5 separate regions of the Mus musculus genome follow, and all the other regions are linked to region 2. Evidence: chromatin loops called from intact Hi-C (ENCODE). Cell type or tissue: heart. All regions are shown on one strand. Links, peaks and the distances in the headings refer to the core of each region. The heading gives the core; the rest is flanking DNA.

The links. Peaks named below come from ENCODE experiments on the same cell type or tissue, not always from the same donor. Only the 100,000 strongest peaks of a DNase experiment are listed, where the experiment ranks them.
Region 1: a loop joins it to region 2, with 2.7 times the contacts of the local background. A loop is called at or near these places in 2 of 42 quality-filtered maps.
Region 3: a loop joins it to region 2, with 2.4 times the contacts of the local background. A loop is called at or near these places in 2 of 42 quality-filtered maps.
Region 4: it touches region 2 in a loop (6-fold over the local background); 9 of 42 quality-filtered maps call a loop at or near these places.
Region 5: a loop joins it to region 2, with 2.5 times the contacts of the local background. A loop is called at or near these places in 2 of 42 quality-filtered maps.

What each region holds. Positions count from the first base shown.
Region 1 is chr6:24,565,858-24,572,281 of GRCm38, reverse strand. Asb15 (ankyrin repeat and SOCS box-containing 15) reads right to left here. Exons shown (of 10, transcript NM_080847.3): 8 at 5,793-6,363; 9 at 5,007-5,160; 10 at 1-1,663. The coding sequence ends at 1,506. Among named protein-coding and RNA genes, the nearest start is that of Lmod2, 29 kb to the left of the region's middle. In heart, for the core only: a CTCF peak has its summit at 3,117; DNase peaks (open chromatin) are centred at 961 and 1,781; H3K27ac peaks cover 640 bases.
Region 2 is chr6:24,661,449-24,667,872 of GRCm38, reverse strand. Wasl (WASP like actin nucleation promoting factor) reads left to right here and starts at 2,878. Exons shown (of 11, transcript NM_028459.2): 1 at 2,878-3,337. The coding sequence starts at 3,230. In heart, for the core only: a CTCF peak has its summit at 2,937; DNase peaks (open chromatin) are centred at 2,742, 3,482 and 4,262; H3K4me3 peaks cover 3,396 bases; H3K27ac peaks cover 2,475 bases.
Region 3 is chr6:24,584,262-24,590,685 of GRCm38, reverse strand. No RefSeq gene overlaps it. Among named protein-coding and RNA genes, the nearest start is that of Lmod2, 10 kb to the left of the region's middle. In heart, for the core only: no CTCF peak of the experiment used is centred there; DNase peaks (open chromatin) are centred at 3,595, 4,465 and 5,055; H3K4me3 peaks cover 640 bases; H3K27ac peaks cover 1,733 bases.
Region 4 is chr6:24,524,424-24,530,847 of GRCm38, reverse strand. Ndufa5 (NADH:ubiquinone oxidoreductase subunit A5) reads left to right here and starts at 3,158. Exons shown (of 5, transcript NM_026614.3): 1 at 3,158-3,322; 2 at 3,531-3,575. The coding sequence starts at 3,302. Asb15 (ankyrin repeat and SOCS box-containing 15) reads right to left here and starts at 2,704. Exons shown (of 10, transcript NM_080847.3): 1 at 2,579-2,704. In heart, for the core only: a CTCF peak has its summit at 543 (motif pointing left); a DNase peak (open chromatin) is centred at 3,187; H3K4me3 peaks cover 2,347 bases; H3K27ac peaks cover 1,840 bases.
Region 5 is chr6:24,718,351-24,724,774 of GRCm38, reverse strand. No RefSeq gene overlaps it. Among named protein-coding and RNA genes, the nearest start is that of Hyal6, 12 kb to the left of the region's middle. In heart, for the core only: CTCF peaks have their summits at 2,937 (motif pointing left) and 3,242 (motif pointing right); no DNase peak of the experiment used is centred there; H3K4me3 peaks cover 219 bases.

The sequences.
Region 1 (6,424 bases), core at 548-5,547, 96 kb after region 2:
AAACTGAACTGTTGATAACAGGTGGTATCCTTTAGAAAGAGGACCATAATAATAATAATAATAATAATAATAATAATAATAATAAAATGAAAACCTCTGGTCTTATAAAACCATAAAGTCTGGGAATTGCTGTAGAAGATGTGTAGCAATGACGTTGCCAAAAGGGGGAGGGGATATGCAGATAGGCTACAGAGGATATGGGTAGGGCAGTTAAAGCGTGGAGGTCTTGGGAGAATTTGAGATGTTTATCCCAAAATAATAGGGAGTGATTTTCAGCAAGGGAATGAGCTATATTAAAGTCTCTGAAAGTTCATTCTGAAGTGCTGTGTGTGGACTCTGTAAGGAACTGGGAAAAAGAAAGGCTAGGAGAGCAAGTCGGGGAAGCGGCACTGTATTGTCTCAGTAGGAGGAAGAACACAGTCAGATGTACAGTGGAATTTGTGGGACTGAGCAGGAAACGGTGGATTTAAGAGAGAAACTCGGTGGCATTTGCTGAGTTGGCATGCTGGGTGAGAAAATAGGGGTGGGGGTATGTGTCGAGACTTATGCCAAGTCTTTTTCACTTGGAAACAGAATTGCCTGTGCTAGTACTGAACTGCAGAATGTAAGAGACAAGTGTTTTGTGAAGGAAGGATTTGAGGACGCGTTGAACTACAGATACCTTTATGTTTAGAAATGTATTACGTCAATGTCGAACAGGTCTGAAGCATAGGAGACAAAAAGTTGAACTTCAGCTGTAAACATCATGGTCCCCAGCAGACTGATCACAACCAAGGCTAGTGAATGGAATTTTCCAGAGAACACAGCGTATCAGAAAAGGACAGAGGACCTGTCTCTAGAGGCCTGCAGGAAGAGGAGCAGCCTAGAGAAGCAGAGGCAGGGAGGTTGAGGGGGAGGACGGAGAGGGAAAAGAGCAGCCTATCAGTATGGTAAAACCTGAGGACTAACAGGAAACTGAGTTAGTGCCGCAAGAATCAACAGGAAGGGGAGCGAAAGTTGTTTATAGAATTTAGCCGCAAGGAAGTTGTTAGGGACTGAGCCAAGGAGCGCTGGAGAGGCTGGCTTACAGGGTGAATCTGCATGCATAAATGAGCTCTTCTAGAGCAGGGGTTCTAATAATAGGTAGGGCAGCAGCTGGCATGTTTGTGGGGCAGGGGTGGTGGTGGTGAGAAACTGGTTATTTACCTTTTAAGCCTAGACTCTCAATATTGATATTCAGTTGATAGGGAGAATATGAAGACTCGTAACAACTGAGGACAATCAATAGAAATGAAAATACAGCATATTACTTATCTTAGCAGCCTAAAAGTCTTTAAGAGTGTACATGATCTTCCCATAGGGACACGACATAGCTACGAGATTCTCAGTGGTGTTAAAATACACTTAAGAATACAAAATAAGAATACAAAATGATTCCAGTGACTTCTCTAGGGGAATCACAGTTAAAAAAAAATGCTTTAAGAATCACATTTTAAAATATAATTTTAAAGTTATATTAACTTTAGCTACTGTCCGTAGAGGTCAAACTCTTTAAATAATAAGTATCTTCGCATCGCCGCCGGGAGAGGAAGCATCTGTATGGAGGCTGGCTGGCAGAGTCGCTGCAGTCCCATAACTCGGCGAATTTTTAATCGGCACAGATGCTTTAGGGAGCAAGGATTCTCTAAAATAAACGGGGAAACAAGCAGAAAGTTTAAAAGTCCTATTGGCTTCCCACGCTAGGTACAGATTGTCTCAGAGTAGCACCCTGTGTATCTCTGAAAATATGCACGTTAGCAGCTGATGACGCTGACCTCAATTCACATTTCAATTAAGTCCTCTAGCCCTTGCCTCCCCTCCGGAGCTGCGCTCCACAAGGACAGGGATTCCGTCTGCATCTGGGCCAGGAGCAAGTCTGGCTCCTGATAGGTGTCCAGTTTGTTAAATAAACAAATGGATTGGATGTTAAATAGCAAATGGCGCTACATTTCTCCTTTATTATTTTGTTTTAGAACTAAATATTATATAGATGTATTTCCTTATTTGCTCTCTTTTCTACTATTTTTTCTGATGAATAATTATCACTAATTATTAATAATTAAAACACCACTGGACAATTTCATAAATCATTCACAATTCAATCTGAGGCCTGTGTCCAGTGTCTGCAACACACTAGACACTAACAGTCACTTATCTGGTGATGGGAAGTATACTTTTCAACCTCTTACTCTTTATTAGGATTATAACACTGATGTTTTATGCCAACAAAAAGAACCCATGAAGGGGCAGCATAGAACAAGGACACAAGTAAACACTGGCTCTGGATTCAGTCAGCTGGGATTAACACCCTGCCTGTGTTACTTTGTGTGACCTTGCACAGGACCTTAACTCCTATAATTAGTATTCTTGTTTACGTAAGGTGGGTAACAATAGTGCCTACTTCATAGGATTGTCTGAAGGCTAAATAGTTCATATAAATTACTAGGAAAACCTTTGACACACTGGGCTATAACATTCAATAAATGTTGGGGGACAGGGGCAGCTCAGTAGCTAATATGTTTGCTCTTCAAGAGTTCATTAGGGAGGCAGAAACAGGAAGTTACTGGAAGCTCACTGGCCAGCTAGACTACCTAATCAGAACCTCCCCTCCAACTCCAAGGAATGACACCTGACGTTCACTTCTGGCCTACACACGTACATACACATTCACTTGACCTGCTACACTCATATGTACACAAACACAAACACAAATACAACAACAAGAAACATTAGAGACTGTTCACTTCAATGATGAAAGTGATCACCTTTTGCTACATTCGATTATAATATTTCAAACTACATTATTTTAATGTTAAAACAAAGTTATCCTTGGTGGCATGTACCTATAATCCCCACATTTGGAGGGCAAGGCAGGAAGGTCATAGGTTTGAGGTCAGCCTGGATACAGAGAGAATTTCAGACTAGCCTGGGCTGCAGAGCAAAACCCCATCTCAAAAAATAAGTTAGGCCATTTTCTACAAACATGAGGCAAAAAGATCATGATCAAAATACGTACCTTCCCACGTTCTATAAGATTGCAATTTTATTTTGTGCCTTAACAAACAAACCACCTTGCCTAGAGCTAGGAGAACCCTGACATCCAGTGGCTTACAAGGCTCACAGCAACCAGCTATCAAGCTGCTGCAGAAAAAAAACACTGAAATCACAGAAAAGCGTCCTAACTTCACTCTTGCCTGGGGTGTCTTTCAAAATCCACCACAACTAGAATTTCATTTACAGAGGTTCACGTAGATCATTACTTCTCAGTTCCTAGAAAAACTTGCGCTACTTATATAACAGCAGTTACTGCAGAGAAAGCCACTGTTATGGAGTAAGACACACAAGGCTCAACCCCTGGCTCTGGGGTTATGCCCAGAACTTTGGAGAATTAACTTATTTGTACTTTAGTGGTGTTTCAGACAAACCGTTTAAGGCTTTTGGTTTTGAAAATTTAAAACATGGGACTAACTAACTACATACACACATAGTTCCAATGCACTTGGCAGTATCAAGTAGACGACCATCTTCGCCTACATCACAGGTTATGAAATAGAGCTTCGTCAGCCACAGAAGATGGTTGCACAGCCTCCCAACCTTCATTCTTCCTTCTCCCATAAGCCACCATGGTTCTCACTTGTTCAGCAATCAGCCCTTTCGAAGTCTCATCATCTAAGTGATCTGTCCCTACATTAATTATAGGACCGACAAAAAATGTGAACTTGGCCCCCCAATGCTGGGATTACAGGCATATGCCTTTGTGTTAGTAGTCAAAGAAGGTTAATTTAAAATTTATAATCAAGTATAACAAAATGTGGTCACTTTTAACATTGAAGCGAATAGCCCCTAATGTTTCATTTTGCTGGGCTTGCGTGTGTGTGCCACATGAGTGCGGCAGTGAAGTGAGTGAGTGTGTGCATGTGCAGGTCAGCAGTCAACAACAGATGTCATGGTCTGGGGTTCTCCTTTGGCTAGAGGGTTAAAAAGTTACGGGATATTGTCTGAATATTATATGATCTTTAAGTTCTTCCTCTATTCATTTTTATCATGTCAATTAATTATTAAAGAGCCCACATTTCTATGTTTTCCCATGGTTGGAATGTATTGCCAGGATGTAGCTCCATTTCCTGTTGTCTCTTCTGTTCTGTGAAAGCTGGTAGCTGAATCCAGAGATTGATCCTACTTATGTCTGATCTCTGGCAAATTTCTCTTCTCTGGGACCTCCACCATATGATACTGGCAATAGCCAAGGTATAACAAACACACCCATTTGTTTATTCAGGGTATAAAATGATAGTTATATGAATTTGTATATATTATTTGCGACACTTCATAAAGAGTTTTTTCATTTTGTTTTGTTTTGTTTGTTTGTTTGTTTGTTTGTTTTTGTTTTTGCTCATCTATTTCTGGTTACTTGTGACATGTTTCACATAAACAAGGCAGAAAAATGGCTTACGTGTTTCTAACAAATTTCAAGATAAGTTGATTTTTTTTATAAACTCTTTGAAATGATCAGGTTTTAAGGCATCATATATTTAGACATTTTGGACACATTAGTGTTACTCATTGAAACAACTGAGTTTTTGAAACTTGAATGGTCCTGTTTGGCCCCTGAGAGTCTCTTTAGGATGGCTCTGGGACGCCTCTGACCCAGTTCTGATGGCCACTGAGTTTCGTGGCTGCCTGATCTGGGCAGAAGCTCCAGGTTCATTCTTACAAATTTCCTCCCTCAGATCTGGAACCATCACTTAGTATTTCTTTTTGTAGGAACTGACATTTCCATACCAAGTTTTCTGTGTGAGAAGGATGTTCAGAGCTGGTATTGTCATTGCTAATTGTAAGCTTCTTTGAGAATAGAAAAACACACTCATATTAACATTCACACCAACACACACACAGAGACACACAGACACACAGACACACAGACACACACACACACACACACACACTAAGCAAATAAAATTTAAAGTAAAGGAAATATCTGTTTTTACCTATTATTTGGCGTATTTCTGGCCATTCTCTCTGTACTTCTAGCACAGACTTCAGTTTTGCACACAGAGGGACGTAATCCATGTAATCTATCAGTATGCGGACAATGCCGCCCACCAGGTGCTTCATCCACGGAACTGTAATAAACTCACAGAACTGAGAAAAATGATAACAGTTAATTCAGTGGTATTTTAATGTATCATATGCATGACCAGTACTATATGAAAAGTTACTCCTTGTCCTTTTACAAGAAAGAAACTATTCATGATTATGATTAAAAAATGAAAAAGCAATGCCATTTGAACTATTGTTACTTTGAACTAATAGTACTAGATGCACTTTCATGCTTCTGTTGGGATCACAGTGAACATGACCTTGATGATTTTTTTCTCTCTATTCCTAATACTCCACCAAGTGGGCACAGGTGAATGATTGCATTTTAAAATTATTTGACACTGTGTTTCTAACTCAAGAAAAGAAGTAGCCTTGATTCCTGGGCCTCTTTATGCTTAGTTGTCTACAGTAATAAGAAGACAGAGAAGCATATAAATCAACATTTACTTTCTTTGCTCTAACATCCTTAAATGTAATGACATTTTATGGGTCTCACTAGAGACAGCTACATCTGGGTCCTTTCAGCAAAATCTTGCTAATGTATAAGCAACATACTCTTGATCAAATTTGGCAGTCAATGAATAAATCAAAAGGGTTAAGAATATCAAAATGTCAAGATTCCTGAGAAAAATTAGTTGAGGTACTGATCTGAAAGAAGAAGGAAAGGAACTCACCGGATTATCTTTTATTATGCATGATGTCCACCCTGGCAGTCCCTCCTCCTCAGTCTCTGACCACACAAATGAATTCCCAAAGATGTTTCCGTGCATGCAGTCAAAACATAGCTCCACTTGGTAACCATTATTCAGCAGGAGCCTCAGCATAATCTCATCATTTAGGGCATACTGAATGGCACTGGGGAAGCGAGTGTCATTCACATGCATAAAATAACAATTGACGTTAGCCCCATAGGAGAGAAGCAGCCGGACGATTTCATGTCGATTGGCCCTCACCGCCACAAGGAGACAGTTGAGGGGATCCAAGTTGGGGTCTGCACCTGCAGCCAGAAGGACTTCTGTGCAGTGGATATCATTATTGGAGACGGCGAAGTATAGCGCAGTCTTTCTCTCATCATCGTAACTCTGGGAAATGTGGTCGGCAAGCAGGGCATTAACATCAAAACCATTCTCAATGAGCAATTCAAGGCACTGGGCGTTTTGTCCCTCTGCTGCTGAGTGAATTGGAGTGAGGCCGCTTTTCTGAATTGCATGTTTGGATGTTACTGGGATAAGGTATTTCAGAGCACTAGAGGAAAAATGAAACCTTTTTAAATACCCCCATTGCATAAAGAACATCAAATAGCTAA
Region 2 (6,424 bases), core at 429-5,428:
GTACAATAGAGAGGAACTTCCCCAACACTTTGTTCTTCACGCGTTCAAATGCATAAGGAAGTCTTATTTCCAACGAAATGTTCACACTTACATTTTCTTGCTTTATGACTATCAAGGTATTGGGGAAAGCCCTGAGGTGGGGGTGGGGAGGCTAGAAATAAGAACTCAAGCTGAAGTTTTGTGGACAAGGCACTATATTTAAGATTTGTGGAAGACATAAATAAATAAATTGGGATTAAGGAAAAAGCATTATGATAATGACATTTTTTAATCTTCAAGTCTAAAGAAAACAGACAGCAGTGAGTGAAAGCTGTACTGAGGTAAGGCCTCGAGATTTCTTGAGGAGGAAAAGAGCAGACAATTCAAAGAAGCACAGGCTAGTAGACTGGAACCCAATCGGTCTCTCCTAAGAGGTCTGGAAACACATACCAGGCCACAGTTTTTTGGTTTTTTTTGTTTCTCTCATATCTATTTTCAAAGCAGTTTGGTGGTCAGTGAGAGCTGGTATTTTTAGTTTAAAAAATGTTCATTCTAATTTTGTGTACATTTTAAAATGAAAATAAAATTACATCACTTTCCCCCTGCCCTCCCTCCAGCCCCACCCAGGCATCCTTCCTCCAACCCCTCCTATGCCACCTCCCTACACACATTCTTAAAATAGTTTTAATTGCTTTTTTGGGCTTTGTTGTTTGTGGTGTGTGTGTGTGTGTGTGTGTGTGCGCGCGCGTGCGCGCGCGTGCTCTTGCATGCACTCTCGTGCACTCACATGAGAGAGAGAGAGAGAGAGAGAGAGAGAGAGAGAGAGAGAGAGAAATGAGAGAGAAATGAGAGAGAATAGAATCCAGGACCTTGTGCACATTAAGCAGTCATTCTCTGGTCTAGGTCCTATCTAGCTTCTTGGATTTTACTAATTAACAGGCCTGTCTACAATTATAATATTAGCAGTTTGGTTACTTTAGCAAAATGGACTAAAACAATCTGGCAAAATCTGTAGCCTGATCACTAAGAAAAAGAATATGTTCTAAACTCATGGACATAGATTTGAGAATTGTGTAAGGCTGTGAATTAAAGGTTTTTGAAAAATCAGGCTTATATAAAATAGATGTAAAAATACATGCTTCAATACTTGATCCTCTAAGACAAAGATATACATAGCAGACCACTAGCAAAGATGGTGAAAAGGGAGACAGGCCGTGGGTACTCACTGTGTATCAGGTACACTAGCACATGGTTTTCTCTCTACATTTTTAAAGTAGGTCTAACTGTCCCAAGTTCCACTATACTACCTCCATGAAACAGTGATTTTATTTTACAGATGAGGAACCTGAGACAGAGAAGCAATTCCCGGATGTATTTAAACAACCGTCTAACTGGAACTTCAACCTTGAACCAACCGCAGCCTATGTTTTTGGATAAGGAAGTGTTCGAGTTTGAAAATGTCAGGGCTGAAACATTTCTCAAGAACTTGTGATGATCTTGGCTGTCACCATGCTTTCAGTTGATAAGAGGTGCATTTTTAACAAATCATAAACTGACTCATCTTCCAGGTTTCTTAGCCCCACGGTTCAAACATTTCTTGTACTTCAAATGGTGCCTTTCACAAACCTACTATTTTAAAAAGTTTTGCCACTTTTAAAGATTATCTTTTCCGTTAACATTAACATAATTTGAGATATCCATATACTATGTGAGAACTCCTAAGAGTATATTCGCACATCCTCTGTTGTAGGCTTGCTCTTCATCACCCAATTTCATTATGTGCATTATAGGCAGCTTTACAGCTTTGTTTTCAGTTCGTCGGTAATAGTTTATCAATGTATTGAGAGCTATCAGAAATTTACCAGAGTTTGTCATAAAAGTTGAATATGCAACTGTTTAATTAGAACTAGGTAATTAGCAAACATCGTTAGTACAACTTATGTGATACGTTGTATGATTAATGTTAATAGTAGGATGTACATTTTATAGAATTCGCTGTAATCTGGTTTATCATCTCTATATTCCAATTTTTTTAAATTAAAGCTTTTTAGTTTTCAACCAATGATTTTATACTAACCTTTAATATTATGAAACACAGTAATGAATTCTCATTATTTACTTCTGCTGGGAATATTGCTCAGCTGGCTGAGTATGCACCAGGCCCTAGGTCCCTGCACCTAGAATACAGAGCCATGAAATTAACTCGTAAGGAAAAAAGAGGTAAGGTGTATTCCTACACGACATTCCCAAACGCGTGCATTCATCCTGAATTAAAGAGACAAGGTGCTTCCAACTTGAGATAGAGAAAGATTGAGAGGGGTAGTTTCCAATTCACAAGGCAAGGAAAAAACTACACACACCTATCCCACGAGATCCGCCAGGCGGGTGGTGGACGCCTTTTGCGATTCTGTTTTTGACATCTCTGAAGATGTCTATCCTGATCTTAGCAATGTCCCTCCACGCCCCGTTGGCGGCCGGGACTAAGATCCAGAAACCCGAGGCACCTGCGGCTCTGACCGAAACTACGCCGGCCGACCTTTCTCTCCAGCTAAACTAGATCTCCCTGACAGGCGGCCTGAGAGTCTCGCTTCGATGCCTAACAAACACTGGCTACGCGGACCCGACGCTCCGCAAAGGTGGGCGCTGCTGCAAGGGGGCGTCCGGCTCGGCAGTCAGTGTAGGAGACCCGCCAGCCCTGCCTCGCTCTGAGTCTGCGCACGCGCGCGGTGGTCATTGGTGGGGGCGACTAGCCTGCAACAAGACCTCAACCGGGATGAGCCTTGCCGCTTCCGGAAGGGGCGGGGCCTGGGTAGGACACGCCCCGGCACGCAGCAACCGAGGGGGTGTCCCGCCTTGCCGAGTTTCCGGCGCTCTCCCCCGCGTCCCGCGTCCCGTGGTCTCGCCCGCCCCCGCTGCCATGTTGGATTGTGCGGCTGCCGCCGCCGCCGCTGCCGCCGCCGCCGCCAGAGGACTGGAGGAGTAGGGAGTTTAGCGCAGCCGCCGGAGTGCTAGGACAACGACCATCCAGCCGGAGCTGAGCAGGGCGGGAGCCCGGAGCTTCCCTGTCGGCGCGCGGCCCGAGGGCGCCCGCCGTCATCTCCTTCCCTCGGCCTCCGCGCGCCGGAGGAGCGACGACGGGATGCTGCGGCTGTGACCGCCGGCTCGCGCCCCTGTCACCCAGAGTGGGACCCGAGTGCTCGCCCGCCGCCAGAAGTGACGACCCTGGACGCTCCACCCCACCGGCGACACCATGAGCTCGGGCCAGCAGCCCCCGCGGAGGGTCACCAACGTGGGCTCCCTGCTGCTCACCCCGCAAGAGAACGAGTCTCTCTTCTCCTTCCTCGGCAAGAAATGTGTGGTCAGTAGCCGAGACCCCCCTGTCGCCACCCCCCAACGTCTACTGGCGGGTTCGGGCTGGGGGGGAACGGGACTCAAGGGTAGGAGGGAGAAGGGGGGCAGGCTCGGCACGGCTGGGGTGCTGCTGCGGGCCAGGCCTCCAGCCTCCCGGGCCCTGGGGCTCCCCTCACCCAGCTCTCCGGGTGCAGGCCTGCCCGGCCCGGAGCCACCTCCCCCAGCTGCTGGAGAACAAGGGAGTGTCACCTCCATAGGCCTGCCCAGTAGCCCAGGTCCGCCGGGCCGGGCCGGGTCCGTGCCCTTGCTGCAGGTTCAAACTTTACTCTAGACCACAAGGGGATTTTGTTCGTGCATCAGCAGCTTAAGATCTCAGGACAGGATCCCAGCATTGGCCCTTGCTTCACTTCCCACTTCTGGATCTGGGTTATCTTCTTTAACAATGCTAGAGGTTTTAGGAATGAATAGATGGGGAAAGAAGCGAATTGGATTTTCGGTCCGCCTTAAGGATTCCGGGAGAGAATAAAGTGCAGTGCAGGTTCATGGACACTTAGGATCAGAGCAAGGGCAGGAAATGCGCCTGCTCCCAATTGCAAAAAACAAAAACAAAAAAACAAAAACGGGGTTTATTTCTCCAGCAGAAACTAGGCCTAGTTTCTGCTCTCCGCCCCACTGTGGGTTTTTCTTTTCCTCCCTGGCGTTGTGGGGTGGGGTGTAGGGTGCTGTTCGCTCCCAAGCCATGCGTAGGGAAGCGACAGTTTCTAATAGCTCACGGCCTTTGGGATCAAAAGTGGTTCTGAGTTTGGTGCTGTGAGGAGGCCCATTCCAACCCCAGATGGCGGATTGGGAGCAAGCAGTTCTGTGGGAAGGGGAATGGGTGTTATTGACGGAAGCATTCATTACGTTGGCTGCAGGCCTTTCTGGGGTGGGGAGGTTCTCTGGGTGAAGGCCTTATCTTGATCTTCCTGAGGTGACTGAGTTGAAAGGGGGATTGTTGGAATGCTAGCCGGCTCCCTTTCTGCCGTGTTTGCTAGCTCTCACAGAGCCTGTGCCTCTGGAACCCAGGAAACACCCAGAGAAGTTTCAGCCGAGCTGAACCATTTCATATCCTCCCTTGGCAATGTTGGAGATGTCAGAATCAGACTACACCTGCTGAAGAAGTTAAGAGGAGACAGTTTCTGGAAAGTTACCAGATTAATTGTTAACTTCATGATCTGACTGTTCATATCGACTTTGGGAAACCAAATCATTCCATCGGACTTAAGATGTATTTCTTGTTCTAAAATTTAGACTTTAAAGAACACTGCGTTCACTGACTAAAGTAGAAAACAGTGGTTCAAAAAAAGAAGAAAAAGAGTTTGGGAGAAAATTTACTTTAAAGATGAACCAAGTCTGTCCTCTATAGTTCTTTAAACAAATGAGAAAATGGAGCTCTTGGCCCCAAGTCACATAGTAATTTAGGAATGTAACTGGAACTATATGCCCAGTTACTTTGTACTTTCCACTACATCATGTTGTTTGGTGAGGATTTTGTTCCCCTTATTGATTTGTCTCTCAAAGTGGTGTTAAAGGAATAACTACTTCATTTTTTACATAAAATTAATAGAAATAAAATGTAAATTTCTTAAAGCAGCATTAATTTTTGCATAATTTTCAGTTTAGGGAAATCTTTTTATTTTATTTTTATTTTAATATGAGCTGCCTGCAAGCAGGGTAGAGGTCATCTTTGCTGGTCTAGTACCTTTAGTGTACAGTCTATCAAACATTAAGTAGCTCACTGTGTTCACATACCAGGCCCGTGAACTTCAGGCATGGCAGACATTCATTTGTGTTCTAGTATATGCGTTGCTCAGAGCTTACTGTAGTGTTTACCCAGGGTTTCAAGGAAATGACAGATGTGGGAGTATATTTCGATAGACAAAGATAACACGGCTCACTGTAAGCATAAGTGGGTTACTGAAATGGTTACAAGTAGTCAGTGCTCAATTTCTTTACATCATATATTATTAATCAACTTTACCTTTTGAATTGCAGTAACTTAAAACCACATTGTTGTTGCTTTCTTGTGAAAATTACTGTAAAATATGAAGCCTTTGGCTTAATAGAGAGCAATGTAAAATTGGTGTTATGGAATAATCCTAATAGGCTTTGCTCAGAGGGTTTTTTTGTTTGTTTTGTTTTGTTTGTTTGTTTGTTTTGTAGTTTAAAGCAACAGTGAAATAAATGCATTCTCATAAATCAAGCAGCAAATTTACAGGTCAGAACAAATATAATAAGCAGATACATTGAGAGCTCTATCTACAAAGTTAAGAAATGAAACCATTATATGGTGCCAGATTTTAAGTAAGTTCTTCATTCCTTCTTTCATCGAACAAACCTGCATTGGGTAATTGGATGTTGAGGTCAAAAATCAAAATTGATGCTTGCCCTCAGGGAACTTGGTGTTTGAAGAGGGAAACAACACGTAAACTGATGAGTCAGTCAGTCAGTCAGTCCTTTACAAGACCGACAAGATAGCTTTGTAGTCTAGTCAGGCAGTGTGGGTTTAAGCTCCGGGTCAATTTGAACAAGCCTCTTTACTTTCCTGCTCTGTCTTTGCTTTTCCTACCTGTAAAGTTAGAATGCTGTCTCATGTAGTGGTCATGCTGGTAGGGAGTATATCTAAATCTCTGAAAACTTCTTAGAAACAGATGGAGAACTATTGGGTGATGGGAGAGTAAAGGGAAAGTTTGATAGAGTGGGCAACATCTGAGCAAGATTAACAGGTGCTAACTAGGTTGATAAATGACAAGAAAGGACTTGGAAAATAAGAGTTTGCTAGGGAACAGGGATTCTGCCTGTATTTCCACATTCATGTATATATTGGAATCACTGTAGAAATATTAGACATGTGTGGGTAGGTTCAATTTCTTGATAATTAGGTTTCCTAGGTCTGAGGTAGAGCTTGATTTTTTTTTTTTTTAAATCCAGGTTAGTGGGAAGATTTGAATGTATACTACAATTTGAGAGTAGAAGTTTATTTCTGTGGGTAATTCTAGAATTGTCCCATTGGAAACATTGGATGCCACATTGACAATCATAGGCTTTCTTTTGC
Region 3 (6,424 bases), core at 617-5,616, 77 kb after region 2:
GGTAGGTCTCGGCTCCTTTCCTCTAACAGCCTCTGAATTCCTGCTTTATTTCTGGTTGTTCTCCTTTGCCTCAATTTGACTTCACGCTGCTTTCATTCTCTCGGTTAGAGCCAGCAATGGAATAAGTCTCTCTTATGTTCTGCCTATTGTCACCCCCCACCCAGCACCTACCCCTCTGCCCCCATTTTCAGCCTTTTAAGAACACAGATCTCACCAGATCATCCTCTACCTGAGTGCCTCCCATTGTTCTTAAAGCTGAACCTTTAGGCAGGAGTGTGGCTCACCTTTCCTGTCTGGCTTGGATCGCCTGCCAGAACCCCACACTTGAGCCATGCTAGTGTGAATGTGAGCCACTCTGGGCTGCTCTGCTCTTTATCCACCGCACTTGCTCCCTCTCAGCCTGTATAAAGCCTTGCCTGCCTCTTGGGCCGCACTCAGGCCCGCATGTGCACATGCCCTGAGGCCCCAGTTTCTGGATGCCTTGCACTTGGGATTGCTTGTTTAAGTCAGGTCTTAGAAGGGAGAATGCTGTTCTGAGGGCAGGAGTAGTGGCTGCTCCACTCACTGTCTCTGAGGCCTAGCACAGTTAGTTATTAAGTGTTCAGGGAGTGTTTTTTTTAATTTATTTTTTTAATTAGGTATTTTCTTCATTTACATTTCAAATGCTATCCCAAAAGTTCCCCAGACCCTCCCCCCCCCCCACACACACACCCCTACCCACCCACTCCCACTTTTTGGCACTGGCGTTCCTCTGTACTGAGGCATATAAAGTTTGCAAGACCAAGGGGCCTCTCTTCCCAATGATGGCCTACTAGGCCATCTTCTGATACATATGCAGCTAGGGACACGAGCTCTGGGGGGTACTGGTTAGTTCATATTGTTGTTCCACCTATAGGGTTTCAGATCCCTTTAGCTCCTTGGTTACTTCCTCTAGCTCCTCCATTGGGGGCCCTGTGATCCATCCAATAGCTGACTGTGAGCATCCACTTCTGTGTTTGCTAGGCCCCAGCATAGCCTCACAAGAGACAGCTATATCAGGGTCCTTTCAGCTAAATCTTGTTAGTGTATGCAATGGTGTCAGCGTTTGGAGGCTGATTATGGGATGGATCCCCAGGTATGGCAGTCTCTAGATGGTCCATCCTTTTGTCTCAGCTCCAAACTTTGTCTCTGTAACTCCTTCCATGGGTGTTTTGTTCCCAATTCTAAGAAGGGGCAAAGTGTCCACACTTTGGTCTTCGTTCTTCTTGAGTTTCATGTGTTTTGCAAATTGTATCTTGGGTATTCTAAGTTTCTGGGCTAATATCCACTTATCAGTGAGTGCATATCAAGTGACTTCTTTTGTGATTGGGTTACCTCACTCAGGATGATACCCTCCAGATCCATCCATTAGCCTAAGAATTTCATAAATGTATTGTTTTTAATAGCTTAGTAGTACTCCATTGTGTAAATGTACCACATTTTCTGTATCCATTCCTCTGTTGAGGGATATCTGGGTTCTTTCCAGTTTCTGGCTAGTATAAATAAGGCTGCTATGAACATAGTGGAGCATGTGTCCTTCTTACCAGTTGGAACATCTTCTGGATATATGCCCAGGAGAGGTATTGCTGGATCCTCTGGTAGTACTATGTCCAATTTTCTGAGGAACCACCAGACTGATTTCCAGAGTGGTTCAGGGAGTGTTTTAAAAACAAACAAAACACCACAAAGCAGTGGGACAGGAGTGATTTAGTCATGTAAGTGAAAATGGATTTTTCAAAATGGCAGAAATCATGACAATTACTTGGTATGAGATAATTGAAAATTTTTGTGTTTTCTGAACTACTCATTTTTTAATTCACTGTGATCAAACCCAACACTACTTCTCCTTCTCCTCCTCCTCCTCCTCCTCCTCCTCCTTCTCCTCTTCCTCCTCCTCCTTCTCCTTCTCCTCTTCCTCCTCCTCTTCCTCCTCTTCCTTCTCCTCCTCCTCCTCCTCCTCCTCCTCCTCCTTCTTCTTCTTGTGGGGCTAATGGGTTTTGCTTTATTATTAGATTTGTATTCATCAGAGTCATCCCCTGAGCACACTGAAATGCTGTTTCTTTCTTTTATTTTTTAAAGTTAGATATTTTCTTTATGTACATTTCAAATGTTATCCCCTTTCCTGGTTTCTCCTCTGAAAACTCCCTATCCTGTCCCCCCTCCCCCTGCTCACCACCCCACCCACTCTCACTTCCTGACCCTGGAATTCTCCTGTACTGGGGCATAGCGCCTTCACAGGACCAAGGGCCTCTCCTCCCATTGATGAAAGACACATGATATGCACTCCCTGAGAAGTGGATATTAGCCCAGAAACTTGGGATACCTAAGATACAATTCACAAAACGCATGAAACTCAAGAAGAAGGAAGAACAAAGTGTGGATACTTCAATCTTTCTTAGAAGGGGAAACAAAATACCCACGGAAGGAGTTATAGACACTAAGTGTGAAGCAGAGACTGAAGGAATGACCATCCAGAGACTGACCCACCTGGGGATCCATCCCATAAACAACCACCAAACCCAGACACTATTGCAGATGCCAACAAGAGCTTGCTGACAGGAACCTGTTATAGCTGTCTCCTGAGAGGCTCTGCCAGTGCCTGACAAACAAACCCAAGGCTTCTTGCATGCTAGGCAAACACTGCAGCACAATGCTGTACCCCAGCCCTAGGTTCTTCTTGTGTACCAAAACTGCCTTCAGAGAAAGTCTTCCCATTTGCAACAGATTAAGCACCTTCACAAATTTTCTCTTGTTCCCGGACATCTGAACGCTTACACAGGCCCAAGGATCATGGTTTTTGGTCACTCTTCCTTCATCTCTGTGAGATTCACAGCTAAGAACCAGTCCAACTACCTAGGAACATCCCAAAATCAGGAAGATATTTTGTTCATTTCATGAATATCTCATCTATCTATTTATCCATCCATCCATCCATCCATCCATCCATCCATCCATCCATCCATCTATCTCTTATATATTTTGATTAATCCAGGACCCTGTTCATATCAGAGAACCATCCTACCCCTGCTACCCGTCCCCCAGTCCTATTCTCTTTTGAGGTAGGATCTCACCAAGTTTCCTACACTGGCTTGAACTCACTCTGTAGCCTCAATGAAAGTTGAACTTGTGAGCTTCATACATTAGCTGTCAATATGGTTGGAAATACAGGCAATTGCCACTAGGCCAGGCTACTTTTTCCCCACCCCCTAAGTTGCTGAAAAGAACAGAAAACATATATTGCCATCTGTTTGCACAGGAAAATGGAAAATTCTTTTATTCCCACAATGATTTAGGATGTTTTACCTGCTTTATAATTACTATTATTTGAAGCTTTATCAAATCCTCTCCACCCCCTGTGCAAATGCAAAGCTACCTCAAATCAATCTAACATGTTTTCCACTTACAAAGAAGGGTTTGCAGTGCCCCCCCTCCTGCCCCCACTCCTTACAGATGGTTTGTAACAAGGCTGAAGTAGTTCCTAAGGAAGCCAAGCTTCCGATTTTGCTCAGTCTGTTTACTGGAGCCTCTCAGAAGGCTAGAGAAAGACTCCCAGGGGAGAAGGTCAGAGATCCGCCAGGCTCTGGACAGACAGCAAACCACAGGCCCCGGGGAACAGCTGAGAACTGGCAATTCCCTTATCAAGCCTGTACTCTCAAGCTTTGGCAGACTAGCAAGTCTTCCAGCTATGCCAACTTGGGGTGGAGAGTGTGAGTCAAATTTAAAATTATTAGGGCTATTTATAATAACATCACACAATTGTATAACATTTATAGTTTACAAAACAGTTTTTATATAGCCAGTGTGCCAAGCAGTCTGTATTCCCTCTCTGTTCATGTGTATTCTCACACTGTGGGGGATAACACTTGATGAATAAATATGATTTATTCCATTTTACAAAAGATAAGAAACGGGATCTGGGAATTTAAAGATATCTTTGCATTCATCCAGCTAACATGTGATGAGCGTGATCATGTTCTTTAAATCATGCTGCTTCTCACACTGGGGTTACTAGCTTTCTCATTGTAAAATAGATCAAAATGAAACACTGAACTTGGGAATGGAGCCTCTATGGCTGTTGGTCATGTATAGGTGATCCTGTGTTTCCCTAGCTTAAACATATATAAATCATTTTAATGTGTGTAAATGAAAAGATGAACTGACTGTGTTAAAACTGTGAAAATAAAAAAATATAATTTTGAGGGAAAAATCCAAAAATAGGAGAGAAAAAAACTGAATGCTATCGATCAGGCCTTTCTTATACTGCAGACTCTGCGTGTGGAATTCCACTAACGAGACAGGAAACAGATTTTATACACATCATCTGAAGTGCTAATAAGCAATGTTTTCCTTGGGGTGGAGGAGCAGCTCTTCCAGCCATCCCCCAGCTAGCCGGCATATAACCCAGAGAGCTGTGTCACCAGTGGGGCAGATGTGCTCACCTGCGGTGTAAGGACCAGATACCCACATTATGGATACTTTCCAGGCAGGTCTCTTCCCTTCGGGGCAGCCTCTGCTTAGAAGCTAGCCCAGCCAGGAAGCAGTGACTCAAGTCCTTAGGTCCCGTTGTGAAGGGGGGGGGGGGGGGGGGCAGAAGGGTCAGAGCAAAGTATGTAGAGAATGCCTCTGCGCCACGGACACTGGGGCTCTTTCTTTAACAGTTCTGTTGGAGAAATCCGAAGCACTGTGTCTTCAGACTCACAGCTGTAGCTGACCTTTCCTTCCAAGGTTCTCCTGACTTCTTGAGATTCACAGTCTTTGAGGATTCTCCCAAGATGCTCACACTTTTCTGCAATACCCACCCCCACCCCCCACCCCCACACCCCCACACCCGTTTCCTTATCTGGAGTTATTTTCCAAGGTTATTGTATGATTCTTTGCCAGTTCACACCCTTCACAGGGCAGGAAATTCTTTCAACTCTTCAAGTTACACATTTGGATGTGTGTGTGTGTGTGTGTGTGTGTGTGTGTGTGTGTGTGTGTGTGTAAATGCCCTTTGAGGACCAGTATGAAAATATCAGCAGCTGGCAAAAAGCGAGCGCTGCTGATCTGAGATGTGGGGTCAATGGAATTGGTGAAAGCAGCAGGCATGTCACATGTGGCCCTGAGGGTGCACATCTTCTGCTCTTAATGGTCTTATCAGCATAGCAACAACAAAATATACCAGTCTACCAGGACAAGATCCATACACTTTTTCTAAGCCAGAAGATAGACCACTGTTTAGGCAGGAGCACCTAAGCAGTCTATAAACACTGTCACTCCATGTCAGGGACATATTTCCCCTCTTCTTTCTTTTAAAGTGACTTTTTAGGTTACAACTTATGATTATAAAACTCATCTACTGTAAGTTTAAAGTTAAATGTTTTTTTTTAAATAAATAAATTTACCAACCTGTGTCACCATCATCAAAAGCCAAGTTCTGAACATTTCCTTTGGTCCTAAAATATTTTTTATGTCCATTTGCAATTAACTGTCTCCTAACACACAGGCCCAGTCATCTCCTAATATGTTTTCTATCTGTGTCTATTATCCATGTTTGAATATTTTAAATGGCTGTTACCATACTGCCTGTGACCACCTGGCTTTCACCATGTGTTTGGGGAGTTCACCCACCTGGGTTATGTTGACTGAAAGATCTTGACCTGTTGTTGATTGGAGCTCCTTAAGTAGATACCCCTCCTATCCCCACCCCCTTCTCAATGAACTACAACATGCTATAAAAGGAGCTGTGGAGTTGGAGCCAAGGCTCTAAGGTACAGTCTTACATCTAATTTTCACAACCTTCACTAATTGTAGGGTGTATTTCTGTATATAGAATGGAGGAAATTAACCCTGTCCCGCTCTGAGTTTTGTAATAATAATCAAGGGAGAGGAGCATATGACGTGTTCTGTGGCCTGTGACACAAAGGACAAGTGAAGGGTGTTGTACCGAGGTGGTCTTTCTGTGTGCACTAGAACGGACTGGGTCTTTCTCAAGGTCCTGTTCCCATTTCTGTAACAAATGATGATACAATGGAGATGAAAGGAAAATTTAAGATGTTGGTGGCTTTCAGTTTACCACTTTCCTTAACAAAGCCTGTTATTTTTAAACATTTTGAAATCATTCACTTTTTAAAAAATTGGTCATTTTCCAAACTATTTTAACCTTTTATTTCATATAAATATTTTAAAAATTCAATTTTAAGTGTTATATATATAAATACATAAAACATTTTTAATATATTTAAATTTAAAATATATTTTATATTCTTATTAGGATTTTAGAGAAAGAGTAATTGCATAGGCTAACATGAGTAAGCTAAGATTGTCTCAAACTCATGACCCTCCTTATAATTTCTGGTTTTATAGGTAAACACTACCACTCCTTTAAACTTTCTTTTTGGCTATCAACTAAGAGGATTCGTTTCCT
Region 4 (6,424 bases), core at 510-5,509, 140 kb after region 2:
CTGCCATACCTCTTGCTCAGCAGGATTACACTGTAATATATGCACCTTTCTCCAGCCCGTTCTCATTCTAGGTTCTGACAACGCACTGACTCCTTTAACACCTTATTTCTCCAGCCCCGTAAGTCAGTCTCACAGTCTGTATTAAAAATGCATGTGATGGGACACACTTAAGTTACATACAAAGTCACAAGATCGAGTCTTCTTTAGTTACTGACTGCTATTAGCTATGATTGTTTGAATGCCACGTGGGCTTTGAGTCCCTGATACTTTGAAACGGACTTTCTTCCCCCACCACCTACACGATGCTGAGATATTCTGGGCCAGACTCTTTTATGCTGTACGGACAATATTTCATCACAAAGACTGTGCCAAAACATGTAAAAGAACACACACACACACACACACACACACACACACACACACACACACCCCAAACAAAAAACAACCAGCAAAATCCTCCATTATCTAAGTGATGGAAGATTGTCATTAACTTTTGTCACCACCTGCTGGTCAAAAAGCTGTATGGCTCATGGATTAACTGGACCCGGAAGAGGCAGCATTTGAGATGCTTCAACTATATTTGTATCACAGGATTATATGTAGCAGAGAAAGGACAAGTTGTTTAAATATAAAGACTCCTAAGATTATTTCTTTCTTCATTATACGTTATATATTCTGTTTTATTTAATATTGTATACTACAAGCAAGGAAGCTCTTAGACCCCAAAGCTATGTTCACTATGACATTTTGAGGTAGTGGGGGAGAATATGATTACACTATTTACCCAGGCTTTCAAAACATGTGGATTAGTATGAGAATTCCACCCTGTACCATTGTAAAAGCTTATATATAATTTTAGGAAGAATTAGGGAGGTTCTGATGTTTCTTAGCCCCAGTGGTTAACCCAGATCATCTTCATTTCCCTGTCACCTCTGAAAGCAGGCACCACACTGTTTTGTTACCCCATTGTACTGCTCTTTAAATGTCTTGACCAGTGCTGTTAGTAAACATAACATTTTTGTTATTGTTTCTTTCTTTTTTTTCCTTAGTGGAAAATTTCCAAAGAAGTAGGCTTGGCTAGAGTGAAAGGTGGGAGAATGCAGTTTAGTCAGAGCGATCTGACAGTTGAAGGTTTTTCATTTATCCACGAGATGCTCTGGTTAAGTGATTTTGGCCTTGAAACTGTCCAGGGAACAGGACTCTGTTCTGATGAGAAGGCTAGGCTGATCTCATGTCAGGCTTCAGAGTGGCAGTTAAGGAGACTAGGCCTAAATCTTTGTTTCCAAGAACTGGGCAATTCCAAGCAAGTCCAGGCCTCAGAAACTGTCCTGCCACCTGGCCTGAGGCAAGGACAATGAGGTCAGCAGCAGTTCCCAGACCTCCTCAGCTACTTCCTCAGCAACAGCTTCCAGCCCCCAAGATAGTAAAGGAATGTCCCTAGAGATGGAGTAAGATAAGGGTCATCTACCCCAGAATGCCCTAATGTGCTTTAAATCAGGCCTGTGAGTACACTTGCTTGTCTCTCTATCTTGGTAATGGGCGATTCCAACATGCTGGACTTCTGCAGAATAAAACACCTTGTGCTTATATACTATTAGAGTCTGGAGTATCATTCTTCAGTGAAGCATGGATGCTTACACTGACTGTTCCTTCAGGATGCAGCATCCTTTAGCTGGTTCTGTGTAACAACAGTTCTTTACTCGGTCTCACATTTCCACATAAATACCACCCTCTCAGAGACAGGCTGTGCCCTGCTCATTCCTTTTGAAAATGGTCACACTGGACAATTTTACTCATTAATTTTGTTGAACCTCTTTCTGAACAAATGGTATGAGAGAAAATCTCCAAGTGGTTAACTTAATGACTCAAACAGGCCTAGTTAGGTTTTGGAGAGGGGTGTAAACTGTCTGGTTTGGCATTGTTATCACTTCTGGTACAAGCCAGGAATGATAAGTTATGTCCCTTCGGGCAAATGTCCTCACCATTACCTGGGCACCAAGACACTCTCTTTCAGTTGTTTCTCCTAGTTTTGTTTGTTTGTTTGTTTTTGTTGTTGTTTTGTTTTCCTCTGTTGAATCAGAACCCTGGATTTCATTAACTACCTAATTTTGTTAAGATGGAACCTCTCACGATAAAGCCTCTAACCACTGAGAAGCAGAACCACAGGCTCCAGCTCAGGTTGGAGGTTAGAGGGCCTGAAGAGCAAATTCTGTAAGATGTAGTAGGTCGAGAGCTTGGCTCTAGTTCTCCTGCCTCAAACTCCTCTCTGGCATTTTCAAACTTTCCTAAAATCCGCCTTTCCTAGAACTGGGACATTTACTCCTCTGGGTCGGCCATACAGTGCACTTCTACCACCTGCGAACCCAGAACATTCTATTCTTGCAATGTTTGTTAATGCATTCCTAGATCCCCTTCTGATATCACAGATGCCACGGGATGTGTCCCTTTATAGCGAATTCTACTGTCTCTAGCTTAGAATACCACTAGCAAGCTTTCATTCAGTGTGGCCCTCTACAACAGGTTGGTTCAGAAATCTACTTATTTTTGTACCGCATGGAAGCAATCCGTTTTGTAGTACCTCATAGCCTGGATCAGTCAAGTCTGTCTACTCTCGATGTCTTTAGCAAATACTGCCATGCAGACGCTTGAATCCAAAGTTACAAAGAACACATGCATCTTTTATAAAGCCATGATTCCACATTCTAGAACACACTCAACAATGACAGATGTTCTTGGGATCTGGAGGGACAGAGAACAGGGACTATGACCTCATAAACACCCACTGGAACAAAGACTACGACTTCATAACCTTTCATTCATCAGTCTCCTCAAGAGAAAACGGATGCATCAGATGGTTAATTCCACTTTATAATTTCCACTTATGAGTATGCATTCACACACGTGGAGGGAAAGCATTCTTCATGGTGCTCAGGCCTGCTTCCACCCTCATTTCCATAACCTGAGGAAGTCCGGGTAAAATAGCAGTCGAAGGCTGAGCAAAATCAAAGTCCCTGCAGTGACTACGTTGCAAGTTTTTCCGTAGCGTAGCGCTTTTCTTAACCTTTAGTACTCAGAGACGTCAGTCGGTCTCTACTACACCAAAGCCCTGCGTGGAGCCGCTTGTGTGAGCTGCGCAGGCGCAAATCTACCTCTCCTAGGTGGGCGGGAGCTGCCCCTACCCAGCCCGAGCGGTTGGAGCCAAGAGTGTTCTTAGGTGACTCAGGGGCAGCATCGACGCTCGATTGAGCGGGCTTGGGAAAGGTTCCCAGAGGGCTGTGCGCTGGAGGCGCTGGACGCTGTCATGGCGGGCTTGCTGAAAAAGGTGAGCGTGTGGAGGTCACCGTGATGCTGCGAATGGGGACCGTAGGCAGCCGCGTCTCCCTCATCGGTGGGCAGAGACGCTAAGAGGAGGGGTTGGGGGAGTGTTCCGCTGTCCTGGCAGGGGGCGACAGGGTGCGTAGTTGTGTCGGGAGGGTCGGCTAACCAGGGGATTACGGTAAACATCACGGTCCTGTTTTGTCTCTGCACAGACAACTGGCCTGGTGGGGTTGGCGGTGTGCGACACTCCACACGAGGTAAGTGCGACTTTTTGTGTCGTCCTTCTCAAGCAAGACTGTGATCGACCGAACTTGCCCTTGCAAGATTAACGAGACCCCCGTGAGCTCTGGCCTCCGGGGCAGCGCTGAGCTTCGCTGACCCCGTGGCATCCTTTTTGCAATGCCTCCTTTTGCCTTCGCCGTGACCTCTTAATTAAGACGCGTTTCTTCACGGCATTCTCTTAGCGTCAGTGGTGTGGAGTATTCTCAGCTCCCTTCAGAGTCGCATTTTCATTTTCCATCCTTTCCCTACCGACATTTCTGCCTTGCCTTTCGCACACTGGCTGACCCTGTCGTCCTCATGGTTGCCTCCTTCGGTATCCATTGGGGAAACATAAACAACAACCAAGACCAAACAAACCTAAACAAAACCACTGTGATTTATCCCCCCTTTCAGCAATTGCACCATTTCTTTCCTTCCCGTCTACACACATAACTCGAAAGCGTTGTCAGTGCTCACTGTCTCTTACTCCTTGAGTACACTTAAGCGAGGCCCAAACTTTTTTTTTTTAAGGAGTTACCAGTGATGCTAAATTTGCTAGTCAGTTCACATTTCTCGTAATTGTACCGAAAGTGGCATTGAAAATATCCTTACGTTTATTTATTTGTGTGCATGCCAGTGTTTGTCCGTCAGAAAACAACTTTCTGAAGTTGGCTCTCTCCTTGCACCTTGTAGATCCTGGGGATCTTTCAGGTCACGGGGCTGTTGGCAGGCACCTTTGCCCTCTGTGCCCTCACATTGACCCAAGTGAAGCATTTTTGACACTCTTGATAATCTGCATTAAGTACTTTGTTTACTGGATGTCAGAGCTTCGAAGTTTCTTAGTTTGGGATTTTTGTTTGTTTGTTTTATTGTTTATTGTTTCTTTCCCCCTAATTATTTGCCTTTTCCAGTTGTTCCTTCATTTCCCCATGTTGTAGTATTGAAGACCTAGCTCTTAGACAGGTTTTAGGTTTAGGTTGGCTCTCATGGGGTACAGACAACAGTTAACGTTTATATTTCCATATCAAGTACTGACCTTTTATAGTCATGTGTGTGTATGTATGTATTACACACATGCTCTTAGTTGACATCTTCACTTGTGTCAGGCAGCTAGGTAAGGGTTAGCATAGCCAGCTGGGATGTCTCATTTGAAATGGTCCTGGATTGCTTGCATGACCCCACACCTCACTTGCCACTAAGAAAATCCTCTGGGTTGACCCCTGGGTTATGCAGCCTCTGTTCACATCTCATCACCTCCTTGGCTGCTGCCATTTTTTCTGCCACCATCCTTATCCCTGTGACAATTACATTTCTCTTGTAACTGCTTTTCCCTGCTTTCTTTCAGCTGGTTTGCAAGTGCTAAAACATGTTGGGTATGCAAATCTTTCTTTAAAACCCTCCCGTGGCTTTCTATTTTAGGGGTTGTCCAGATGACTTAACAGACCACGCTCCACTGACATGTCTGTTCCAGGTTTCACAAAGACTTTATTTTGCGTTCACTGCTAGAACTCTGACTAGTACATAGTACATAGTGAATACTGAGTGGCTTTCTTGCAGTCTTTATGAACTTCAGACTTGTGGACAACAAAACTCACACTTCTATTTCTAGATATTCTTCCTCTATGGGTTGAATGTCTCTTGATGGTATATGAATTGTTCTGTCCCCAGCTCTGAATTTGGATGTTGTTATTGATATCAAAACCTTCTACTTTCATATTTATCCTAGTAGTGAATTGTGCTGCATTTTTCTGCAGCAGTCTCCAGTTTGTCCTCTTTCGTCTTCCATCAGATACAACTGCGGCTTAAGTCCTTGTTCTTGATCAAATCATTGCGGCAGCTTTATTCCTGCCCTTCCTGATCTGTGTCCATTGTTCTTTAGCTCACGACCACCAGGTTGATTTTCCTTAAACACAAACCTTGTCCTTAAGTCTTTTAGTTTCCCCCACAAAAAGGCCCAAGTGCTTGGACTTGTGCTATAAAACACTGCAGTCTAACTTGTTCTCCCGCTTACTTATTTCCTAAGTGCTTGCTTTATAGTGATTTCTAGTGAGGCGCTCTCCAAGGAGATCTGAGCACCACGTGTGTAAGCTAAGAGTTTTCTAGAAAGTTCTTCTTTATGATGTAACCTAACATTAAGCGTAACTATCACTTCATGATATAATCAGGATGAAAACTAATGCTAGTCTGCAGCCTTTTTTCAGTATATTTTACTTACATCATATTTTAGCCTGAATAATCTCATTTCAAGTATTCTTTAACCGTGTTTACCTACTGCACAGCACAGCTGTAGAGCTATGCACTATTTACTTCATGTTCTTGATGGTTTTTTTGCCATCTATTTCTTTATTACTTCATATATAAATTATTTTTTCCAACATCTTCAAGTTTTCCACTCGCTATCCCCCAAACTCTGTCTCAGATGTATATTTTTTTAATGAACCATTCTATTTTCCGCTGGAGTGATTCTTCCCTTATAGGATGCTAATACTGGGAATGAGACAATATGTGGCTGGTACTGCTCTGATCCAGCATCCTATAAAGTTCTGCACATTTTACAGATGAAGAATGAGGGCATCTGGACAGAAATTGTCTAGGCAACCAGGCAGTGGGGCTGTGTGAGTGCAGGTAGTTGGCTCTTCTGTTGTTTAGCACTCCCTCTCTGCCCTGTATCTTACCCTGGACTGCCATAAGTTGACTTTGTGTTTTATGATGTTAATCATCTTTTCCTCTTTTGTTTTTTACCATACAGCCTCTTATGTATACACTCATATATATATATAGTGGGATCCATGTCCAGTCTGTCTTTATATCCAAACAACACATGGTGCTCTCTACATAGGAACAC
Region 5 (6,424 bases), core at 457-5,456, 57 kb before region 2:
GGAAGCTGAATTTTTTTAAACCAAATTAATTACTGTGAAAAGTATAGTGGAGGCAGAGATGAGGTGGGACAGTCAAGAACGCTTTCCTATAGTGACATCTGAACTGGAATCTGAAGATTGAAAAGGAAGCAGCTTTGCAATTATTACCCTCACAGGAAAAGTTCCAGACACACGGAATAGGAGCAAATGTCCTATTGTGCCTGAGAAATATCAGGAAGACCTGTGTGGCTTCAGGTGTGGGAGGAAAGAAAAGGGAACACAGCAGCCATTAGGGAACACAACAGCCATTAGGGAACACAGCAGCCGTTAGGGCAGCAGTGCTCAGCAGGAAAAGCAATGGATTTAGATATATTTAACTCCTGTTCTAGGAACTGGACCCAGAAGCCAGAGCCTGTGCTCCTGGGCAAGCCCTCCACCTCTAACCAGTATGACCAACCCTACAACTTTATCCTAAGAGCACAAAAAGTCATCAATGTATTTTAAACAGATGAAAGATAAGATTCCCTTCGTGTTTTCAAAACAGAACACTGGTTTCTTAGTTTAAAAAGCAAAAGAATGCCAATGATACAAGGAAACTGAATGCAGACATCGAGTTGTCTTTTGATGGAGTTTGAATGATGGAGATAGAAAGACATAGACTAAACACCTATTTGATAAGAAAGTCAGCAGGATTTCCTGATGCATTAGACACAGAGTTAAAAGAAAGGACAGATTTAAAGACAGTGGGAATTAACTAAATTGTGAGGCCACTTATTAAAATGGAAGTGAGTGTGGGGAAAAGTTAAAACTGTGGGTAATCGGGTATTCTTTATTCACTATATTAAATTTCTTATGCTTTCAAAATATCTAAGATACAATGTCAGGCATTCTGGAAATTTTAAGTTAATTTTTCATTGAGCATTTATCAAGCACTTCCAGACATGTAACAGAAACATATTAGAATTCATATGTGTGTGTATATGTGCGTGTGTGTCATTTTACATACAACCATTCTAGCTTGTATTACTACCATTTCAGCTTGAATCTTCTATACATGAATAGGATAAAAACAAAAACTAAAGCCAGATATGGTAACACAAGCCTGTAACCTGGTCCCTCAGGAGGCAGAGGCAGGAGGATCAGAAATTGGCAGTCATCTTGGATTAAATAAGATGGTGCCTGGGAAAAAAATTAAATAAATTCTAATTCTGTTTTAAAATATTCTAAAATAGCATTTGATAAACACAAATATATAATACAAATTATATAGAAGGGGACTTCTATATAATTCAAATGTTCGGTCTCTCATAGGTCTCAGATCTTTTCTGCCCCTTCTTCAATAAAATCTGTTGTTTATTCATTGCTACTGCTGCAGTTGTTCTAGGGGCAGTAACTGAAGTTTTTGGCTATTGAGAGAAAATCTCATTGAACTCCTGATCTCCCTGACTCCACCTTCTAAATGCTGACTAAATAAGCCTTTTATCTTTATCACATTAGATCCCTCAACCTATTTACAGTACTGGAAATTAAACTCAGGGCCTCACATATACTGGACACACTGCAAAGAAGCTACACCTTAGCTCAGGGATGAACTGTTTAAGTAGAATAAGTGGAGGTCCCAAGAGCAGGGAAGAATCAAGGGTCTTGAGCGTAATGTTCTTAGCCTATTCATATTCTCATACAGTATTCTTTGCCCACATCTCAAGTTAATTTTATTTCACACTAAAGTTTATGTATAGGTTAAACTGTGTGTTCTTGCCTCAGTCATGGCCTGGTAATGGTCTTTTGACATCTAGGTCGAATGTTCCCTACTTACTGGTGGTCCAGCTAACTATTCAAAATGTGGCTATATCTCCCATGTGCTATATAGCTCCTCTGAAATATCACTAGGAATCTTGTTCTGCTGTGATGACTTTCGCCAGCAAGCTCTCCTGGTTGGTGCTCCAACAACTTGTAGATCAGTCTAAATCACTTCTGAGCAAAACCTGCTCTGGGAGGCCATATTGGCAGACTTTCCTTTCCCTGAGCAGGGCTGACTATCACAGGACTGCCCCAACTGGTATAGGATTCCAGCTAATTTGCTTCCTCCCTCATCTCAAATACTGAGTGGCAGAGTGTGAGAGTCTTTCTCCACTCTCCATGTTCTCTTCATTAGTTAAAGAATTTCAGGTGGAACCAAAAACTGTATGAGGGAAAACAACACACAGATACATCTGCTTCCCATTCTTCTCTCCTTCCTGTAATTCCTCTGAGTTCAAAAACCCTTGAGAAACCCATGAATGCCTTATAACCTCCATCTGGAAAAGAGACTTTCACTTGCACTATCATTTCATTGGCCAGAACTTGCCCTTTTATACCCATGTAATTATAAGGGGACCAGCAAGGTAAAAGACTAAAAGGAATGTCTTATTTATATCTGTCACAGAATCAAGAACATGATTCCCACACCCAGCCACCTGCCGCCTCCTAATTCCAACTTTCTTTTGCAACGTTGCTTTTAAGTACAAGATAAATATTATCCTTGGATAAAAAAAAAAAAAAAGCTCTACCTTTTGTGGTTGTAAATTAATATTGTAATATATCATTATGAATCTTTATTGGATTGAGGTCATTATCGATATATATTTTAATAAGATTTGTTATGCCACAACAAAATGCCTATTCTTATACTCCTTAGGAATAACATACAAAATAAATAGAAAGGTAAAATTTTTAAAAATCCAAGAGAGACTGAAGCTAAGCTTCTTTATGTGTTGCTACTGGCTGGCCAACTTCCACTGGCAGGTGTACAATTATAAAGCCCTATGGCACAACAGAGTCTTGGATAACAGATTCTTGCAACTTTAAATAGTACTAACAGACGGTAATTAAAACTCACTGTAAAATGTCCTTTCAAACATGGTGCTTCGGGAACTGCAGGGAGGTAGCGCCATCTGGTGGTATAATTTTAGACATTTGTTAAGATTCATATTATCATCAATAAACAATTTTTTTTCAAATTAAAAACTTTCAGAGAACTTTAGAATTGAGACTTGAGAGACAAAATCCTCTTTTCAAGAAACAGGATAAATAGAAGGTATAGAACGTTTTGACATCTGCTGATAGATAGAAAGTGAATCCCGCGTAAATCCAAACAGGCTTTGGTAATGATGGGATAATTGTAAATAGTTCTTATCAAACGGCAGAGTGCCTTGATTTTTAAGAAAGTTTACATTTAGACCGAAGTCCTTAGGTCTGTGTGATTCCTGGGTGAACCAGGAATTCTTAGGAAACGGCCAGCAGGGGGCTCTTCACACCTGAGGGATTTTGTTGTTGAGTTTGGTTTTAGGTTTTTGTTTGGGGTTCTTTAGGGGGACCCGGTGCTTGTTTCTTTGTTTGTTTGTCTGTTTGTTGGCCAATGCTAGAGAAGAGTGGCTGCAATTGTAACGAAAACAATACAAAGTCTCAGCGCTCTATTACTTTAGCAGACGTTTGTGTTGAAACTTTGAGAAATTAATCTTGAAATTGTATCTGATCACTGTTGACAATTTAAGTTAGAGTGGCTATGCTAGTTACCTAACTACCGGCCCACAGGTGCCTTTCCTCTGACTTTGTGCAATCTGTGTTCTGTCCTTATCGATTTACATACGTTAAAAATTTTGTATGGGTAGAAATCCATTTTCATGGATGGAATCGTGCATAATGGCCTCACCTGTGAACATCAATTTTAATTTAACACGATATTTTCAGACTCATCCGTGGTATAGAATGGATGTAATCTCATTCCTTTCTGTGATTAATTACTATTTACTTAGCTGGGTTCATGTCATGTATCCCAGGCTGTCCTCAAATTTCTGATCTACTTCAGACTAAGGTATGCTGTGCTTAATAAAGTTTAACCTTATCATGCCCAGTCCTAAGGACTGAATTTTTTACTAGGAAAGTAAGAGTGGATTCAAAGTCTTTATATTTAAGACTTTATTATTTCTGTGAAATATGTTCTGGCCAGTAAAAAGACAATATGGATTGCGTATAATTGCATTCCTAAAGTCATTTACAGAAGAGACACATAGGCACTTTATCCAGATTTACAATGAGAATAAAAGACAAACCCAACAATTAAAACTTATATTCTGTTCCAACAGTGGTGATTAAATGAGCAGTTACTCTATGCTATGTGGTTTGCTTGTGCAGCAGTGTAATTTATGCAAAAATAATTAGCATTTTTTCCTGTTGTGCTTTTATCAGTTAAAGAATGATGCTTGGTCTCTATGGTCTGGGTCTAATTGTTCATATCATGAGAGGAAGGGTAGAAGGACTCATTTCAAAGTTATCACTCAATTAAAAAATTAAAACTGGATTATATCCAAAAAAGAAAATAAAAATATAAGTTTGGGCTAAATAGCCTATTGATGGAGTTGATTCCACTGCTGAGAATACAAGGAGAATGTGAGTTTAATATGTAGTAATTTCTTTGAATTTTAACATTCAATCCTTAAGAATCAAGAAGCAAAACTTCATGGTCTAGGAAGGAAAGAATTCATGAATCTCAGGAAGTTCCTAAAATTTACCAAATTTACAAAATCTCTCTCTAAGGTTATAGTAAGCAGTATAGTATGCTGGAGAGTGAAAGGCTCCAACCTGTTAAACTGACTGAACATTGTATAGAAAACTCTAGGAATGCAATGTTCATGAACAGTTGTCTAACTGGTGTGAGCTTTTCAGTGACTCTACCTTTGAGTCATCCATGCTATACAAGTGACTCCTTATCCATTCTCCGGTAAGTAACCCCACTAAATTTATTGGTTTGCCAAGTGTCTTTGATAGAATAGTTTCTTTGGTCTGTCATTAGTTGGCTATCTAGGATGAATAGACATTTGTTCACACCTCCTCCAGGAAACTCAATCCACACAGTAGGGTTTCTTCAGGTCCTTAAACTCAGAACTTTAGAGGCAGTTAATTCTAGTATGGAAAGGGATGTTATATGTAAAGATGAGACTTGCCTATTTATTAATGTCTGTGTTCCTAAAATCTTGTATAAATGTCTGTGACTAAGCAGTCAACAACAACAATGACCAAAAAAAGATATTTTGAGTGGACATCACAATAATAATCCATGGAAGTCATCTCTGGTGTCTCAAATAGAAGCAGATTTCAAGCAGTAATGTATATTTCAAAGAATAAGCCACCACCCATATTTACAAAAGATGTGTACCTTCTGCCAAACAGATGAAGCCAAGGGATACTTGTCCACACACTCTCCCATCTTTCTAAGGTGGTATAAGTGTACAAATTTCATAAACTTCAAAGAAGATAACTCTCGTTAATAACTCATGTTGGACTTACCAATGAGGTTGATGCATTGTAAACGCAGGTGGCTTCCTTTAGGAAACAAAGACACACAAATTCTTTGCATCTTACATGCCAAGGGGTTCGTCATACTTTTATATACAAAGTAATTCAGTCATATCACACATTACCAAAGTTCTACTATCTCTTTTTTACAGAAAATGAAATTATCCCTTAAAGTTGAGCTCTTTGCTTATGTTCACACATGCTGTAAGACTTCCTAAATATGAACAATTTAGCATGTTCTGAGTTGTCAACATCATTAAACACAGCACAGATTATCTACATGCCTTAAAAACTAATTCAAAAAGTTTGTCAAATAAACAAATTATTACCTAAAAAAAAAAAAAAGCCAAAATGCATAATAGAATCTATCCTTTAAAATAAACAGACTGGTGTTACATGTAATATATAAAACTATATTTCATACATAAACATACCTCACATCAGTTGGACATAGAGCATATATAAACAATCATATCATGAACAAAATTACAAGAAAGGATTAAATGCAATAAATGCTGCAGGTGCTTAGGGTTTAATAATGGAGATGCAACATCAGGATTACTAGGTGACCTATGAAAAGACACTGTTTCTGATGCTGCTACCTCTTGTGCCCCTTCTAGATCCGTAAACTTCAAGATTCCTAACTTCTCTGTGCTTCAAATTAGCCCCTTAAATACCAATGATAGTCATATGCCCCTATCTTTAATATTATATATCCAGAAGTGCTCGTGAAACATAATGAGCTAAATAAATAAGAACTGTTTCCTCCTCCTCTCATGTGCCATGTCTTCATGATTCATAACACTTTTACATAAACGCATGTGCATACATACACACATAGGATTATACATATGCTTTTATATGTGGTTCTGTTTCTCTAGAGAACTCTAATACAACAGTGTTCCTAAAGAAAGAATTTAGATTAATAAGAAAATATTGAAGGCTATCAATCAAGAAGACTTCAAGATTTATTACCTATGTTTTTTGCTGGCTAATTTTTGAACATTTAAAAAGCAGCAAATAGGTTGAATCCACTGTCTCCTGCGTGAGATATGGTTCAACCCAGAGCTCTGCCATTATGGCTCCACCATGTGGTTGACACCTCTGTCTC